2 separate regions of the Homo sapiens genome follow, and region 1 is linked to region 2. The links are chromatin loops, found by intact Hi-C in ENCODE. Cell type or tissue: pancreas. All regions are shown on one strand. Each heading gives the region's core, and the rest is flanking DNA. Links, peaks and the distances in the headings are about the cores only. Region 1 holds the start of SPINK4 (serine peptidase inhibitor Kazal type 4). Region 2 overlaps B4GALT1-AS1 (B4GALT1 antisense RNA 1).

The links. Peaks named below come from ENCODE experiments on the same cell type or tissue, not always from the same donor. Only the 100,000 strongest peaks of a DNase experiment are listed, where the experiment ranks them.
Region 1: it touches region 2 in a loop (2.9-fold over the local background); 2 of 110 quality-filtered maps call a loop at or near these places.

The regions. Positions count from the first base shown.
Region 1 is chr9:33,239,881-33,249,261 of GRCh38, reverse strand. It overlaps SPINK4 (serine peptidase inhibitor Kazal type 4), which reads right to left and starts at 9,095. Exons shown (of 4, transcript NM_014471.3): 1 at 8,993-9,095; 2 at 4,110-4,150; 3 at 2,534-2,646; 4 at 695-836. The coding sequence starts at 9,053. The coding sequence ends at 791. RefSeq lists an enhancer at 240-349. In pancreas, for the core only: no CTCF peak of the experiment used is centred there; no DNase peak of the experiment used is centred there.
Region 2 is chr9:33,179,954-33,189,334 of GRCh38, reverse strand. It overlaps B4GALT1-AS1 (B4GALT1 antisense RNA 1), which reads right to left. Exons shown (of 3, transcript NR_108110.1): 3 at 9,352-9,381. It also overlaps a transcript of B4GALT1 not described here. Among named protein-coding and RNA genes, the nearest start is that of B4GALT1, 17 kb to the right of the region's middle. In pancreas, for the core only: no CTCF peak of the experiment used is centred there; no DNase peak of the experiment used is centred there; H3K27ac peaks cover 2,611 bases.

The DNA.
Region 1 (9,381 bases), core at 799-8,798, 60 kb before region 2:
TGCTGTGCCACGTGTCTGTGTGTACATGCCTTGGAGTGCTGGCACAACCCAGGAGGAAGCCATGGGGGGCACAGGATGACTCTCACAAAGCTTTTTTTTTTCTTTTTTGAGGCAGGGTTTCACTTTGTCACTCAGGCTGGAGTGCAGTGATGCGATCATGGGTCACTGCAGCCTCGACTTCCTGGGCTCAAGCAATCCCCTCCCACCTCAGCCTCCTGAATAGCTGGGACTACAGGTGCATGCCACCAAGCCTGGCTAATTAAAAAAAAAAAAAATTGTAAAGACAGTCTTGCTATGTTGCCCAGGCTGGCCTGAAGCAATCCTGCCACCCTCAGCCTCCCAAAGTGCTGGGATTATAGGTATGAGCTACTGTTCCTGATTTCACAGAGGCTTTCTGAGGCTGGGCCGTGCACCCCAGCAGTGGCAGAGGATACAGACCTCACCTAGGTTCTTGGCCTGAATGATAGTCCAGGCTGGGGCAGACAGGAGTACTAGGCAGCATCCTGGGGTCAGGGACTGGCCTCTCAGGCAGGCAGAAGATAACTGGGACCTCTGAGGGGACATGTGACAGGGTTGAGGAGCACCAGAGGGACGGAGAGAAGCTGGACATCAAATTCAGAGTAGAGGCGACAATGCAAGATCCACCTCCTATCCCCTCTGCAACCAGTGTCCCCAGAGACACTGACCACTTCACTCAGTTGGGCTGGATCTTTTATTTCATGTCATATCCTCTCCATGCCCACCACTGTTCTCCAGCTGACACTTCATGGCTTGAGGTGCTCCTGTGGGATCAGCATTTGCCATCTTTCATGATCTGGATGTCCTGTTTGGTTTTTCTAGGATCAAAGAAGACAGGCATGAGGCTACCTTCTCAGGAGCTGTAGTGTACCATTCAGGGACCTGGCACAGTCCATCCAGACATCCTGCTGAGCGTCGCCCACATATGCAGTGTATGGATACAGGGCAGATCCCAAGGGTCCATGGGCACATCCTTCTACAGCTTTTCCTTTTTTGTACACCCTTCCCCTGGGGGATTTTAGCTTCCTGGGGTTTCCACCACCAGCGCACGCTGATGGCTGCCAAATCTGTCTCCAGCTCGGACCTATGTCCTACCTGTTCATGCAGTTGTCCATATCCAGTGGGATGTCCTAGGGGCTCAACTGTCCACAAACATCACTGCCCCCCACAGAACTGGTACAGACCCCCAAACCACCCATCTCAGCCCATGAAACCACTGGCCACCCAAGCCCACAAATCAGAAACCAGTATGCTGCCTCCTTCCCCTCAGCCTTTACATACAGTCACATACCAAGCCTGTCAATTCCACTCCCAATGTACCTCCTAACCATGAGTCTTTGATTAGCATGATCTTTCTCTAAGCTAGGACAACATCCTGATGTTCCTTATATTTCCTCAAATACAAACTTTCACATCTATCCAGAGCTTTGCAGCTTCCGAGGACTTTCTTCACTTCCATGGTCTCATTTAGTTCTCAGGATCATAGAAGATGGGTTTTATTGATGAAGAAACTAAGAGCCAATAGGTGATCTGATGTAGGGAGGTCATGTTCTAGCCCTGCTCATCTTTCTGGACTCACTTCTTGCCTCTCCCTGATTCTCCCTTAAACCTTATACTCCAACATGTCCAACTTCTTATATTTCCTCAAATGTAAACTTTTCCTTGTAGACCTTTTCAAATTCATCTACTTGGAATTATCTTCCCTTGCTCCTTTTTCCTAGCTAATTTCTACTTATTCCTGTGTGCCCCACTGATCCCTTAGAATTCTGTGCTGAAGGCCGGGCACGGTGGCTCATGCCTGTAATCCTAGCACTTTGGGAGGCTGAGGCGGGTGGATCACTTGAGATCGGGAGTTCGAGACCAGCCTGGCCAACATGGTGAAACCCCATGTCTACTTAAAATACAAAAAAAAAAAAAAATTAGCCAGGTGTGGTGGTGGGCGCCTGTAATCCCAGCTATTCGGGAGGCTGAGGCAGGAGAATACTTGAACCCAGGAGGCGGAGGTTGCAATGAGCCAAGATCGTGCCACTGCACTCCAGCCTGAGTGACAGTGAGAGTCTGTCTCAAAAAAAAAAAAAAAAAATTCTGTGCTGCAATTGGCTGACTATCAGCCTGGCTTCCCCCTTACACCAATTGTATGTTCCAGAAGGCCAGTGATGCTGTCTAACTTAGGCTCTGTTCTAGCCCCAGTGCCTAGCACATAGTAAATGCTCAATAAATAATTGCTGGCTAGACGAATGAAAAAACAGATGAGGTCACCTAGTCAATCAAGGCAGAACAAGGAAAATGGTTTCTGCCCCTACTCCCTATCCACCACCAGCTTCTAGATTTCTGCTTGGAACCATGTGCCTTCTTTGAGTTAATCTGGCACTCATTCTATTAGGGGCATATGTTGGAGGACTCTTCTCAGGTCAAGCGTGTATGAAGGAAGAAGCAGGTCAAGTCTTGCTCCTTTCAGACTGTGCACCAGAGATGGGGCCCACCCAAGCAAGCAGGGGTTGTGGGGCAGACTTACATCCGGGCCAAGCAGAGCTGGCATTCATTCGTATATGTGAGCCCATCAGTGCCGCAGACCAGGTTGGACATCTGGGAACAGGTTGGAGACTCTACCATGTGTTCACAGATGGGCTGTGGAAGAGAAGGGAGGGAGAGGACTCAGGGATTCAGAGGCAGTGGGGAGGGATACAGGGGTTCTGCTCGGAACCAGTGGGGCCCCAGTGAGGTATCAGAGTCAAGAAGGCCCCCAGTGTGGGTCCAGTGAAGATGAAACCAACCACTCAGAGCCCCTTGGTGTGTTTGCTTGTATGTGCGTGTGCATGACCACGTGTGTGCCTATGGCTGGATGTGTACATATGTGTACCTGTGTCTCTGGAGCCCCCGGTGTGCAGGCATTCAAGCGTATGCCTGTGTTTATGTCTATGTGTGTGGAGTGAGTTTGTGCCCTCAAGCTCCTGGGGACTTGTTCACACCCTCTTCAGAGGCACTAATCAGAACTTCTGCTGGTCCCATTGAAGACCCCAGGATACGGAACCACCCATCATTCCCAGGAGGCCCCTCTCTCCCTGGGGGCTCCTGAACTCTCCCTGGCCTGCATGATCTATCAGGCCCATGTCAGAAAGGCTGCAAAGTGTGCGAAGGCTGAAGAAATGGGGCAGAGCTTGGGGCTTAATTGAGGCTGTCTGAAAGGGTTTTAGGACAGGCCTGAGGTCAAGGTGAGAACTCAGTCAGGACTGGCATTAGTGCCTGAGACAGGGATAGGCTGAGAAAGGTTGTGCGGTGCAACCGTGAAGGCCCGAACCCTAGAAACCTGAATTTTGCCACTGATTAGCTGTATAACCTTAATTGAGGTATTTCCACTCTCTGAGTCTCAGTTTCCTCATCTGTAAAAATTATAATAGTGGCGTTTCTCTCACATAGGGCTAATTGAAATAATGTATGTAAACTATTTGGCTCTTTGGCACTGAATAAGCGGGGCTGGATTCTGATGGACTGACGGGGACGATGCTGAGGCTGTGGATGGGAAGGTGGCTCCGAGCCTCCTCATTCCACTACATGAAGGGGCAATCTCAAGAGTCTCAAGGATGCCAGTACCACTGCCTTCTGGGTCACTGGGGGCATTAGGCCAAGGGCCAAGGTGGAATCAGGATTCGGGGACAACTTGGTGTTTAGACAATCAGATGGAATGTGGTGGTGGGAGGCTGGCACACTCCACAGGTGCTTTCAGTGTGCCAGGGTCCCCTCTTTGGCCTGAACTCTGTGGCCTGCCTGTCTGCACTATACAGAGCAGAGAGCACACCCTGTCCTGCTAAGCCTGGGTGGGGAGATCTCACTGATGGAAGGGGCCTTGGACACCAGGTGGGGGACATCATAAGGGCTTTGAGGCCAATCTTGGGACTTGGGTGAGGGGGCTGGGCCTACTCAGCCTTGGGGGCTAATGTGGGGAATGTGCAGGCCAGGAGGCCACCTTGGCCACCTTGGAGCCATTGAAGGTGTCTGAGCAGGATCGTGGAGAAGAATAACTGGTTTCTCAGCATGGACGAGAGGACTCCTCTCAGCAGAGAGAAGGTGAGAACAACACGCAGCTGCCTTACCATTCTTGAGAAAGGGAGCTTTCCTGCTGCCACTGGCACTTCTGAAACACAAAGAAGCAAGAATTAGATTATGCCGGCTCTAGACCCCAGGTCTAGGGGTCTGAGGACTGCTTCTGCTTCAGGGAGCTTGGTCCAGCAACTACCCAACCTGGAATTCCTCAAGGAAAGGTGATGAGCCACCAGACAATGGGGCTGCCAGAAAGCTGATGTGATCTTGGGTTCCATAAACAGAGACAGAAATTCAAAAATTAGGAAGGTGACAGTCCAGCCTATTCCTTGTTAGTTAGATCCCACTGGAATTGTTGTGTCCCATATAATAATTATAAAATAGCAATTCAGCAGTTATTATGTGCCGGGCATTGAGAACACATGATTTTAACTCCTCTCCACCCCTATCTTACTGCTGTGTAACAGAGGGAAGAAAGGAGATAGTAGTGGATGCTGTGTTCTGCCATCAAGAGCCCTCGCGCAAGTCTGAGGCACTCATTTCCCCTGCTGCCAGAAATATTGACCACTCACTGCAAGTCTCTTCCTAGGAATTACCCTCAGAGAATGAAGCTGCCTTGCCCAGGGCTGCATCCACTACCCAGGAACAGCCCATATCCCATGTCGGGTTGATGTGGTTACAAAGGGCCTGATCCCCTCGCCCAAAGCTGCCTGTAGGATCATCTGAAGCCTCTGTTGTGCTGCATGGAAGTCAACTTCCCTCATCCTTCATGGATGTTACTCCCATGAACGCTCCCCAGTAAATTGCATGTATAGCTCAGAATCTGTTTCCTGGGGCATAGGTCAGTTTAACGAACTACGAAAGAGGCTCAAAGAGGTGACGCAATGCAGTTTGTTAAGGCAGAGGTAGGATTTTCCCACACGTCTGTTGCAGTCCAGAGCCTGACTCTTTCTACATACACTGGTGTACCCCTCAAGGTCTGGCTGAACTGCTTAAAGGACATGAGCAAACTGTGATGTGACTGACAAGCATGATGGGTGGATGAGGGAACTGGAGCTATGTCTAATGGCACAGGTGGAAGGAAGGGCGTTTATGTAAATTAGAGAAGGGCAGGATGCTCCCTGAAGTCTCTGAAGGGCTATCCTGGGGCTGAGGGAGAGATGGACTCTTTTCAACCTCACAAAGCAGAGCCCATCTCTGTGAGGAGGCTGCAGGGAAGCAGGTTTGGGTTCCATATGAAGCAGAATTTTCTCTCAGTGGGAGCTATGCCACAGTGAAAGAGGCTTTCTCCAGAAGTAGTGAGTTTCCCATCACTGGAGGTGTGCAAGGCAATGTAGTTTTATATTTTCCTGGAGATGCTATTACAGGGTATTTCCACAGAGAGAGGGAAACAGAAACTTAGACTAAGTCACCCCAATGTGCTGTTTAAGCCTGGCATTGGGGTATCAAAATGCAAACCTAGACCTGTCACTGAACTGCTTAAAACCCTTCCATGTCAAATTGCCCAAACTGAAAGTGATCCAAATGTCCTTCAACAGGAGAATGGATAAATAAATACAATGGGGCACTACTGAACAATTAAAACAAGCAACTGATACATGCAATAACGTGGCTGAATCTCAAAAATAGTTTGCTGAGCATAAGAAACCACACACAAAAGATTATATACCCTATGATTCCATTTATGTGAAATCCTAGAACAGGCCAACTAATCTATGATGGAAAAAAATCACATTGGGAAGCTGGGGCAGGAGGATCACTTGAAGCCAGGAGTTTGAGACCAGCCTGGGCAACATAGCAAGACCTCATCTCTACAAAAAATTTAACAATGAGGGCAGGTTGCAGTAGCACACACCTGTAATCCCAGCGCTTTGGGAAGCTGAGGCAGGTGGATCACCTGAAGTCAGGAGTTCGAGACCAGCCTGACCAACATGGTGAAACCCCATATCTACTAAAAATACAAAATTTGCTGGGCGTGGTGGTGCACACCTATAATCCCAGCTATTTAGGAGGCTGTGGCAGGAGAATCACTTGAACCCAGTAGGCAGAGATTGCAGTGAGCCAAGATTGTGCCACTGGACTCCAACCTGGGTGACAGAGCAAAACTCCGTCTCAAAAATAAATAAATAAATAAATAAAAATAAATTTAAAAAAATTTTTAAATTAGCTGAGTGTGGTGGCACGCACCTGTAGTCCCAGCTACTTGTGAGGCTGAGATAGGAGGATCGTTTGAATCCAGGAGGTTGAAGCTGCAGTGAGCTATGATTGCACCACTGCACTCCAGCCTGGGCAACAGAGTGAGACTTTGTCTCTTAAAAAAAAAAAAAAAGTGTCAGAGCACTGGGATGGGGGCAGGGATTGACTGACATAGGGGAATTTCTGGGGCTATGGAAATGTTCTGTATTTATTTTTCTTCCCTAAGTCCTTGTCTCAAGAGGTCCTGTATCTTGATGGGGGTTTGGGTTACACGAGTGTATACATTGTCAAGATTCATCGAGTGATAAGATTTGTGCATTTCTTGATATTTAACTGTTAGGGAAAAGAAAAGCATTTAAAAAATATAAAGCCCTTCCGTGGTTCCCTGTCCTGATCACTAAGCCTCCCTATGGACCTGAGCTGCTTAGTCTTATGTTTAGGGTACTGCGTAAGCTGACCCTAAACTTGCTTCTTGGGCTGACTTCCCAGTACACCTCTCCATGCCCCAGCTATTCCTCTCTGCTCACGGGTCCTAGATTGGGCCCTGCTTTGGCTCATGCCATGTCCCCTCCCTGAAATGTCTTCGTCTCCGTTCTCCTCCCGCCGAATCATACCCTCCTTTCAAGGCTTGATGCTGCCCCCCAGTGAAGCTGTCCTTGACGTCCCCAACAGTTTCCTGAGCAGATCTGGATGGAGGCTTCTTTCACACCACCATGTACTGTCCCACTCACTGGGTCACCCCGCCTCCCTATGCACCTGAGCTCCTTGGGGTTCCTTTATGTCTGCCTTTGCGCAGCACTTGGTTCAATGTCCTACACTGTGGGTGTTCAGGAATTGAATACTAAAGTGCATTGGTGTAATCCCAGCACCTTGGGAAGCCGAGGCGGGCAAATCTTGGGGTTGGAAGTTCGAGACCAGCCTGGCCAACATGGTGAAACTCCGTCTCTACTAAAAATACAAAAATTAGTTGGGTGTGGTGGCATGTGCCTGTAATCCCAGCTACTCAGGAGGCTGAGGCAGGATAATTGCTTCAACCTAGGAGGCAGAGGTTGCAGTGAGCCAAGATCGTGCCACTGCACTCCAGCCTGGGCAACAAAGCAAGACTCTGTCTTGAAAAAAAAATTTTTGTTTAAATAAAAAAAAAAATTAAAGTGTATTGGGAGGAGGGGGTGTTCAGAACTCTAAGATGTCAGAGTTTCTTTCTGGGGGATGTGGGGAAAAGCTACATTTACCCCCAGGCTGCCCTTGACCTTGACCCAAAATGCCCCCTCCTCACTCAGCCCAGGCAGTAGTCTGAAATGTGCAAAAAACAAAAACAAAAACAAACAAACAAAAACCAAACTTCTTCAGAGCAGGCTTTTCAGTGTTCCCAACTGCTCAAGGAGTAGGTAGGTGTAGGTGCCAGGCTGGGCGTAAGCAGGCTGCTCCTGAACAGGTCCCCAGACCCGTTTCCCTTTCCCCCTGTGCCCAGGTCTGTTTCCAGCTGGGGAAATGGGTGTGGGACTGGCCATGAGGTCAGTGGCCCTGGATCCTGCCAGGCGTTGCCTTATAACTTATGGCTTTTGTCCAGGCGGGTCCTAACTGGTCTCCCCGCTTCCCTGTTCAGTTTATTCTCAATGTACCAACCAGAGCAACCCTTGAAAGACATAACTCTCTGCTCAAAGCTTTCAGTGCCTCCCATTTTAGTCAGAGGAAAAGCCAAGTTCTTATGTTGGCCAACAAGGTCTTTCCCGGTACAGTTCCAATTTGCCTCTCTCATCTCCTCTCCTATCACTCCGTACAATGTCCCCTCCTGCCACACTGGTCTTACAGTACCTCAGTCACTCCAGGCATGCCCCTGCCTCAGGTCCTTTGCACCTGAGCTGTTCCCTCTGCCTGGAATCTTCTCCCAGATATCCACATGGCTTAGTCCCTCATCTCCTTCAAGCTTTGCTCAAACATCGGACTCTCAGAGATACCTCCCCTGATTTGAAATTGCAACCCCCTTCCAGTGCCCATCACCCTGCCAAGTATTTTTTCCTTAACTTTTATCAGCTTCTAACATACCGTTTAACATACATTGTAACCATCTTGTTTATTGCCTTTCCCCTTTTCCTCTACCCCATTGGATTTATGCTCCATCAGGACCGTGCTTTTTCTGTTTGGGTCACTAATCTGTCTTAAGGGCTCAGAACAGTGCCTGACATGGTAGCTGTGAGATTGCAGGGATGGCCCAGATCCTGAGAGGGCCCTGCCCCAAGTATATGTGTCCAGTCCTGGGAAAGGGCTCTGTCGTGCTCACATGGCTGCCCAAGTCCCAAACCACAGCCTTTCAGAGAGATCGGGAGCTCAGAAGACCTCGGCCAGGTCTCTCTTAGCATCCACCACCCTGCACCCAGCATACTTGTCAGTCTCTCCTGAGAGCTGGGACCTACCTGCTCCCTTCTGTCCCCACAGCCTCCAGCCCAATAGTTGCTCAGTGCAGCTTTGAACTGGAACAATGCCCTCTTTTACAGCTGGAGAAACTGAGGCCCCAAGAGGGTAGGGGACTTTGGTAATTCTGCGCCAGTCAGGATTTGAACCCAAGTTTCTTTTCTCCCAGCCCAGAACTTTCCCCAGCACAGTGGAGGGTGCATATGCAGAATGAAGGTACATGGAAAAAGCTGAGGCCTCACAGGGTGCTCCAGGCCCTGCTTCTGCTCTCACCCCAAGCTCACCTACCAACACAAAGCCACAGAGAATCCAGGTTCTGCCCACTCACCCCTGTCCACAACAAGGAGGGCAGCCAAGGCCAGGGCGATTACCCACTGGCGGACGGCCATGCTGATCCTGGGATAGTGTAGCCTGAGCTGGCTGGGGCCTGCGCCTGAGGAAGGATGGGGGCCTATTTATAGTGCCGCTCTCCTAATCTTATCTTATCTAGGGCCAGATGGAGAGACCAGAGTTAATCTTTGCACGCTGACATCCGGAAAGGGCTTGCTCTAGGTGCAGATGCTGAGCTTTTGATGAGATGGGGCTGTGGCCATGGGGCTGGCAGGTTTCCAGAGTGACAAAAAGTTTGGACAACTTGCAAAGCTGACTCCAATCTGAGGGTTGGAGCAAGGAGAGGAAAGTTGAAGTAGAAAGAGAGAGAGTTCAAGGCAGAGAGAA
Region 2 (9,381 bases), core at 446-8,445:
AAGTCCCTCTCCCTCTGCAAGCCTGAGCCCGCATTCCTTAGCTTGACAAAATCCTAATCCAGATATTGCTTCAACCTATTTTTTCAGCCACACCATCCGCTGTTCTCCATTCACAAACCTCACCCACAAGTCTAAAGAGTAAAAAGTAAAAGGATCAGTTTGCAAAAATCCACTATAGATGTACAGATTGGGTGTGTGTGTAGGGGAAACAGCACACTTGGGATGCATTTGCAGACCTTGTTCCAGATTCAGGTCTAACGTCACCCCCATCCCCAGGAAACCTTCCTTGCTTCTCCAAGTGAAATTAACCTCTTCCTTTTCTGAATCTATATAACCCTCTCTGTACACCTCTGTTAGAGCACAGATTGCTCCTATCTTTTTAGGAGTGCACATATTTTTTAACTGCTTGTGGAGACAGATGGTGTCCTATGGAGTATGGTACAAAGTAGGGATTCAAAAGCTGTTTGCTGACTATTTGGAACCATGTGAAACACCATTTGCCATTCATCAGATGGACTCTGGCTGCTGAAGTGCCCAAGTTCCTGTCATGAGCTGGCTTTACCTACTCCTTTGCACTCCAAGGATGATGTTTTCACTCCTGAGCTGATCTCCTGTATTGTTACCTCTGTCTGATCTGTCATTTGTCATCTTCTTGTGAACCTGTGGCCACTGAAGTTTGAATTCCCAGCCTCTCTCATTTATTCCTTTATTCAGGAAACCATTATTGATGCCTCATTGGTGGCCAGTTCAATGCTCACTATCAGGAACACAAGGATGGTGTCCTGCCCTGGGATCCCTGACTTGGGAAGGGTAGGGAAGAGGTAGAGGGAAGACAAAGACATGAGTGATGGGATACAAGGAGAAGTGATGTGGCCCGAAGAGAATAGCAGGGAGAGTGCTGAGGGGGTCACAGCAGAAGGCTTGGGTTGGGGAATATGGGCTAGGGAAAGTCGTTGACACACCCACATCCATACCAACTAAATTCTCTCTTCCCCTACACTCCTTAGCGTATTTTAACTGGGCCCTTGATTGCCACAGCTGCAAGCTCTGGCCTCCCAATTCCAGGACCTGTGCTGATGGAGTCAGGAAACATTTGAATAGCCTCGGTACAGCTTATTCTACCGCCCTCCCCAACCCTCCTGCCCATTCTCTCCCATTTCATCCCACACAAACACACAAATCTCAAGAGCTCAACACTAATCCCTCCCAGACCTGGGATCTGGGATGCTACCCACTGGACTCTCTTGAATCACCTCTGCTGCAGTTCATACCCAGGACACTGGGCTCAGGAAACCACTCAGGCTCCTGAGCTGTATGGGGGACCTGCTTTTCCTGTCCCTAGGGCTTGGGGCTCACCACACACATCTGTGATGTCCCTAAATTATTAGAGGGGCTCTAGATCTACTGGCCAATTTGCTAAGGTGCTTTGCCTCTGTCTCTCTGGGTTCCCGGTCCCACCCTAGGCACCTCCTCCACCTTCCTGCGTGCAACCACTCCCCTCAGCAAACGTGTGAGGCTGCCAGACCCTGCTGAAGAGCTGTAGGCCCTGCTGGCAGGAGACAGGCTAGCTCCAGAGAGTTGGCTGGAGGGGAATGCAGCAGATCACATTTCTTCAGCTCATGCCAAATAGTATTCAGATGTAGCTTTTCAGACAGACACAAATTGCTCATCCAATAAACACAGAAGGGCTAATCCCAGAACATTTATCAACGTGGGGAAAGATGAGAGAAAGGACAGTCACAAGAGGCCTTTGAGAGCCGACTCAGTGTGGCTGGCGCAGAGGAGGTGGTGAGACTTCCATGCACTTCTGGGGTTTTCTCCTTAAAGGGCCTGAAACCCAGCACCGGGGCTTTGGGATTTGCTGTCGTTGGGACATACAATGCCCGTATTAGTGTATACACTTCTCTGTGGTGAACAGCAATTAAGAAATCTATGTGGGCCAGGTTGCCTTTGTGAGCAGACAGCCCTCACCCCCATGTGACAATTGTCAGGTGGGAGAGCTGGCTGCAAGGACTTCATCAGCTGCCCCCACTGTGCATGCATAAAATGTGCTCATGCCTCTTCCGTATTTCCAGGGTTCACAGGGGACAGTCCCTCCTGAGCTGGAACTTCTTGCTGACAGGTGTAAGAACATGGGGACCAGAGACGCAGGGTCCTCTGCTCGTATCAGAGTGCTGGCCAAGCAACTGAAGTCCTTTGACAGCCCCTTTCCTGCTAGGCCCTTCTAACTAGCTCCATGAGCTTTCCCCCTCCAGGGATTCAGCCTGGAGATTACAGAAATCGGGCCCTGGTCTAACACCAGAGAGAGGAAGGACTAGGTGAAGCCTCTGCAGGCAGCCTGGGTCCTCCCACTGCCTGTGCAGAAACTGTGCCATACCACTGGCACTCTGATGTGTACCCAACAGAGTGGGAGGTGGGCCATGGGAAGGAGGAGGCAATGACTAGATTAGGGTAAGGTCATGAAAGTAACTGCTGACTTTTATATAGTCAGAATATTTTGAAAATTAAAGCTGAGAGAATAAAACTTTCTATGGGGCCAAACTACAGCCTCAGCTGGCAGGGACTCTGTGGCCCCAGAGCTTGATGGGAACAAGGTGCTTTCTGGCATATGGCTGGTCCTGACACAATCAGGAAGTCGAGGGGAATTCCCAGGCAATACTCCCATGATCCCATGAGGCACATGTGCTATTTTGGATATTACTTTCCAGATAAGACACAGTGAAGTTAGGTAACATGTCCGGGTCACCCAGTTCAAGACTGGGAGGCTTCAGAATCTAATCTGACTCATACTGCACACAGGTCTATGGAGAGATATGGGGGTTTCAGGAATATCCAGTTGTGTGGGACTCCTTAAGAGGGTAGAGTTTGGAGGTCTGGGGTCCTCAGGGTTGGGATGCTGTCTTCAGGGCACAATGCTCAGGCAGTTTCCACTGAGGACCTGGGGTCTCTATAATTAGGGTGACTAACCCTACCAGTTTCCCCAGAACTGAGAGGGTTCTTGAGATTTGGGACTTTTCATTTTATAACTGGGATGGTCCTGGGAAAGGCAGGACAAGTTGGTCGTCTACCTGGAACAAAAGGACTGGGCACAGATCATCGCCATGGACTTCGGGACCCACCTGCAGCTCAGCCAAGCCACACATCCCCAGGCTGGGGACCTGGGGAGTGGCATGCTGATTAGGAAAATGGGCAGAGTGGCAGCCAGCTGGGAACAGCTCCCCCAGACCGCAGGCAGCAGTAAAGCAGGGCTACCGTGGCCCCAGAGCTTGACTGGAACAAGGTGCATTCTGGCATGGCTGATCCTACACAAACAAGAAGGTTGAGGGGAGTTCCCAGGTGAGGAATTCCCGGCAGCCAGGGAGCATGAACCAGGTGGCTTCCACTCTGCCTGCAGGAAGGAAATTTCTTTTCTGGTTCCTGAAACTTCACTCCTATCAGGAATGGCCTCTCTCCTACCTACCCACCTGGGGGACTCACACTGACCTGCATTTCTAGGCTCTTAACCTTCTCTCCCTCTCTGACTTTGTCCTGCTTGTTGTAGAACTGTGTTTATTCATCAGTCTCTTTCTTTTGTTTTTTTGTTTGAGACAGAGTCTCACTCTGTCGCCAGGCTGGACAGTGCAGTGGCCCGATCTCGGCTCACTGCAACCTCCACCTCCCAGGTTCAAGTGATCTTCGTGCCTCAGCTTCCTGAATAGCTGGGACTACAGGCGCCCGCCACTGCTCCAGGCCAATTTCTGTATTTTTAATAGAGACCGGGTTTCACCATGTTAGCCAGTCTGGTCTCGAACTCCTGACCTCGAGTGACCTGCCCATCTCAGTTTCCCAAAGTGCTGGGATTACAGGTGTGAGTCAATGCGCCCAGCCAGTCTCTTTGCTTTTGCAGATCTGAAACTCACTGGTACAACACTTGGACGATTTTTAATATAAGGGGATTGAGTTCTAAGGCACAGAAACCATGGGCAGAAATGCTAATAGGCTTCAGGAAAGACCAGAATGGGGGCAAAGAAGCCTCAGGAATATGGGTATTTCTCTTTCATTTCTATGTCCACTTCTCTGTCTGTGGTCTGTTTCATTCTCTCAGCTTTCTTTGCTTCTCTGTGCATTGGCAGAAGGTGGAATGTTTACATCATCTCAATTCCAGCCACACCCAGGGGCCGACTAGCTTTCCGGAATAGCAAATCTAAATTCTCAGGAGAAATCATCTGATTAGCCCAACTTGGGTCACATGCTCACCCCTGGCCCAGACAGCTGTGGCTGGAGGCTGGGGTCAAGCAGTATCAACATGGCTACCCAGGACCCTTCCTAAAGAGGGGCAAGTTTGTGGAGAAAGGAGTCACCCTGAGCTGGCTAGACATGTTTGCTCTCTATCATATATGTTTCCTGAACTGGTAGGTAACTGTGCCTTCTCTTCCCAGAGTTTATAATATTTCTTTTGTGGCTCCCTGGTGGTTGGCTTGATGTTAGTCTCATTCTGGAATATTTAAAAAATTAATTTGGATAATTGTGGGAAGCTATTTAACAAGCCAGGTCTTAAACAGTGTGGCCCATTATCTCTACCTTATACAGCACCCTATCATTATCTCCTTTGCATGATGGTTTAGAGCGTTGCAGCTCAAAGTGTGATCTGTGGATCAGCAGCATTGGTATTGCCCGAGAGCTTGTTGGAACTCCAGAATGCAGTTCCTAACTACTTGAACAGAGTCTGCATTTTAACAGCTCCCCAGGTGATCCACATTAAAGTTTGGTGAGCACCTGGAGGAGGTTCTTGTCTTTTCTCTCCTATTAGACTGAAAATTCTGAGGGCAGGGACTGTATTTACAAACCTCAATTGTCCACTTCCTATGTGTAAAGTAACTTGCTTTGTCTTGCAGGCGACAGAGCTTATCAAATGCAGTTATGAGCGAATTTTAAGCTCAGGATAGTGGTTGAAGAGGGTAAATTAATTACAGTAGTCCACCCTTATCCTTGGGTATATGTTCTCAGACCCCCAGTGGATGCTGGAAACTGCTGATTGTATTGAACCCTACATACATCCTATGTTTTTGTGTGTGTGTGTGTGTGTGTGTGTGTGTGTGTGTACAAGAGTGACTTTATTTTATTTTGTTTTATTTTTCAAGATTGATGACAATTCTTTTTCTTTTTTATATTTCCTTTTTTATTATTATTATACTTTAAGTTCTGGGATACATGTGCAGGATGTGCAGGTTTGTTACATAGGTATACATGTGCCGTGGTGGTTTGCTGCACTCACCAACCCATCACCTACATTAGGTATTTCTCTAAATGCTATCCCTCCCTTAGCACCCCCAACCCCCAGCAGGCCCCAGCGTGTGATGTTCCCCTCCCTGTGTCCATGTGTTCTCATTGTTCAACTCCCACTTAACAAGTGAGAACATGCGGTGTTTGGTTTTCTGTTCCTGTGTTAGTTTGCTGAGAATGATGGTGTCCAGCTTCATCCATGTCCCTGCAAAGGACATGAACTCATCCTTTTTTATGGCTGCATAGTATTCCATGGTGTATATGTGCCACATTTTCTTTTTTCTTTTATTATTATACTTTAAGTTTTAGGGTACATGTGCACATTGTGCAGGTTAGTTACATATGTATACATGTGCCACGCTGGTGCGCTGCACCCACTAACTTGTCATCTAGCATTGGGTATATCTCCCAATGCTATCCCTCCCCCCTCCCCCCACCCCACAACAGTCCAGAGTGTGATGTTCCCCTTCCTGTATCCATGTGATCTCATTGTTCAATTCCCACCTATGAGTGAGAATATGCGGTGTTTCGTTTTTTGTTCTTGCGATAGTTTACTGAGAATGATGATTTCCAATTTCATCCATGTCCCTACAAAGGACATGAACTCATCATTTTTTATGGCTGCATAGTATTCCATGGTGTATATGTGCCACATTTTCTTAATCCAGTCTATCATTGTTGGACATTTGGGTTGGTTCCAAGTCTTTGCTATTGTGAATAGTGCCGCAATAAACATACGTGTGCATGTGTCTTTATAGCAGCATGATTTATAGTCCTTTGGGTATCATCCTATGTTTTTTTTATTTGATAACCAAAACAGCTACTAATGGGTAGCTATCTAATGAGCAGGCAATATACACAGTATGGATAAGCTGGAAAAAAGGATGATTCATGTCCTGGGTGGGATGGCAAGGGACAGGGCAAGATTTCGTCACACTACTCAGAGCAGTGTGCAATTTAAAACTTATGAATTTTTTATTTCTGAAATTTTCCATTTAATATTTTTAGGCCACGGTTAACCTCCAGTAACTGAGACATCGGAAAGCGATGGATAAGCGGGTACTACTGTACATGTTATCTGAATTTTCCTTTAATCCTGCAGGAGGTGGAGGGAAGTTGGGGGTATAGATGAAATAAACATGGCTAAATGTTGATTTTTTTTTTAAGTGGGGTGATGGGAACTTGGAGACTTACACTATTTTCTCTATTTTTGTATATTTTTAAAATTTTCCACAATAAAAATTATAAGGAATGGCTGAAGACATTGTAAGAGATCATCTCGCTTGTCAAAATAAGTTAGTTTCCTAGCCAAATGAAGTAAATCCAAGGCACTAAGAGAATTTCCAAATGAAATTGCTCAATCCTTGTCAGAGACTTTTGGAGGATGAATATAGCGGGGAGAAGTTTGGAACATTAGTCCTGTGTAAATGATTTTTTAATTTTGCAAAAGGAGGAGTGGTAATCAGTTTCCTTCTGTTACTTCAAATCAGCTTATGGGGGGAAAAAAGGGAGGAGTAATTCACCAGGTTACATAACTGGTCAGTCCAGGGGGAGTCTGATACAGCATACCAGGGCGTAACCCTCTAGCTTCCTTTTTGGCTTATTTCTCAGATAGGCTCTTTCCATATAATGGCTGTAATGAGATGGACAGCGTACCTCCAAAATTCATTTCTATCCGAAACCTCAGAATTGAGCTTATTTGGAAATAGTCTTTGCAGATGCAATTAGTTAAGCCAAGATGGGGTCATACTGGATTAGGGTGAGCCCAAGTCCAATGACTGGTTTCCTTATAAGAGGAGAGGACACATCAACAGGAGAAAATCATAGGCAGAGAGAAGGCCATGTGAAGATGAGGGCAGAGAATAGAATGATGCTGCTACAAGCCAAGGAATGCCAAGGATGGCTGCGAGCCACCAGAAGCTAGAAGAGGCAAGAAAGAATTCTTTCTTAGAGTTTTCAGAAGGAGCGTATCCAGCCTGGGCAACAGAGTGAGACCTTGTCTCCACAAAAAAAAATTTTTTTAAATTAGCTGGGCATGGTGGCATATGCCTGTGGTCCCAGCTACTAGGAAGGGTGACAGAGTGAAACCCTATCTAAAAAAAAAAAAAAAGAAAGAAAAGAAAAAGAAGAAGAAGCCTGTCCCTGCTGACACCTTGATATTTTGGACTTTTAGCCTCCAGAACTGTAAGAGAATCAATTTCTGTTGTTTGAAGCCACCAAGTCTGGATAATTTGTTAGAGGAGTCCTTGGAAACTAATACAGCACCCTTGCTACTCCAGACTGGCCATTCCAGAGGAAAGGAAAAGCCTTTTACTCAACATTTGCAGCAGAAGTCCTGGGAGAAGAAGGGACATTGCTCATTAGTCCTTCTTGGGCCACATGTTGATCCTTGAACAAATCAACTGTGGCCAGAGGGGTATAGTGCTCTGATTGGCCAGATATAAGTCACCCAGGCCATAGCGACCCCGTAGTTAGCCTGTCCCAACCACATAGGGAAGAGTGGGAGTCTCTAACAGAAGGAGTAATGTTGAAGAGGAGGCACAAAAAATCAATACCTGTCCATTACAGGAAGACGTTGATTCTGCAAACTACACTCTTATCTAAGAATAGTTTGTGTGTGTGTGTGTGTGTGTGTGTGTGTGTGTGTGTAAGACAGGGTCTTGCTCTGTTGCCCAGGCTGGAATGCAGTGGTGCAATCACATCTCACTGCCACCTCAACCTCCTGGGCTTAGGCAATCCTCTCACCTCAGCCTCATGAGTAGTTGTGACTACAGACACATACCACCACCACGCCTGGCTAATTTTTTTTATTTTTAATAGAGACAAGGTCTCACTATGTTGCCCAGGCTAATCTTGAACTCCTGGGCTCAAGCAATGCTCCTGCCTCAGCCTCTTGAAGTGCTGAGATTACAGGCGTGAGCCATTGTGCCTGGCCAAGGATAGACTTTTAAAGATGTAAAGGAAGTGGAGATTTCTCAGAACAAGCCAGAGCAAAGACTATCACATTTCTTTTTTTAACAGGTCCCTAAACTGCCAGATCACAGTGCTGCATTTGATAGTCTGTTGGCAAACTGGGTCGGCCTTTAACAATCTATGGCATGTTATTCCTGTGACTAAAAAGGAAAATATGGGTTGGATGATAGTACAATTAAAGGGAAATTGAACTTTTTTAAATGACTGGAATGAACCTTTGCCATTATACTTGTCACTCAACAGGCAATCCCCCATCTTATTTTGGAAAATTTTCCAGTGTATATAGTACTGGAGGGCTCAATGCCCTAGCTCCCACCATGGAGGCAGAAAGGGGAAGATTCGTTCCTCCCCTACCTAGCAGCTAGGGCTCAAGCATGTGAATTGGCTCGGTCATTCCCACTGCAGACTCTGAATTCTTAGGAGTGACGCTAAGAGGCAGGAATGGTGTCGAAATTATTCATGGAGGCAGCAGCAGCATGAACGGTCCTGTAGCAGTGGTGTTAAATAATCATGGGCAATGGTGGCCACGGCAGAGCAGTGTTATAATTGACTGTTTTAATAGTCAAAAACTCTGGTTGGTACATGGACTTTATTTAAAGGATTCAAGTCAACTTATAGGAATGTTTCCACTGTTCCAGGATGCTGCCTTCAGCCCTGTCTTTTAGTTTAACATGAACATAAAAAAGTGAATGTTGTTTCGGAAGACATTGATGAAAGTATGATATTGGAAATTGCGGAGATGATGGTCCTGCTCTATTCTGTTGCTTAGACCCCGGCTGGAATGCTGCATTCAGTTATGGACCCTACTAAATGCCCAGGTAGTCAAAGCCCAATCAAAGACGAATAATCGGGACAGGGAAGGAACTCAATAAGGAAGCATGAAGAACAATGGAAATGGAGCTGGGCATGGTGGTGTGTGCCTGTAATCCTGGCTACTCGGAAGGCTGAGGTGGGAGGATCACTTGAGCCCAGAGTTCAAGACCAGGCTGGGCAACATAGTGAGACCCCATCTCTTAAAAAAAGAGGTAGAATTGATAGGTAGCCTGGTGAGGAGTTGTCTTCAGGTTGGGAGAAGGTACATGGCTGATCTCTTTAAACAACAGAAAGACCATCACGTGGAAAAGGATTCAGTTTATTCTCTGGCTC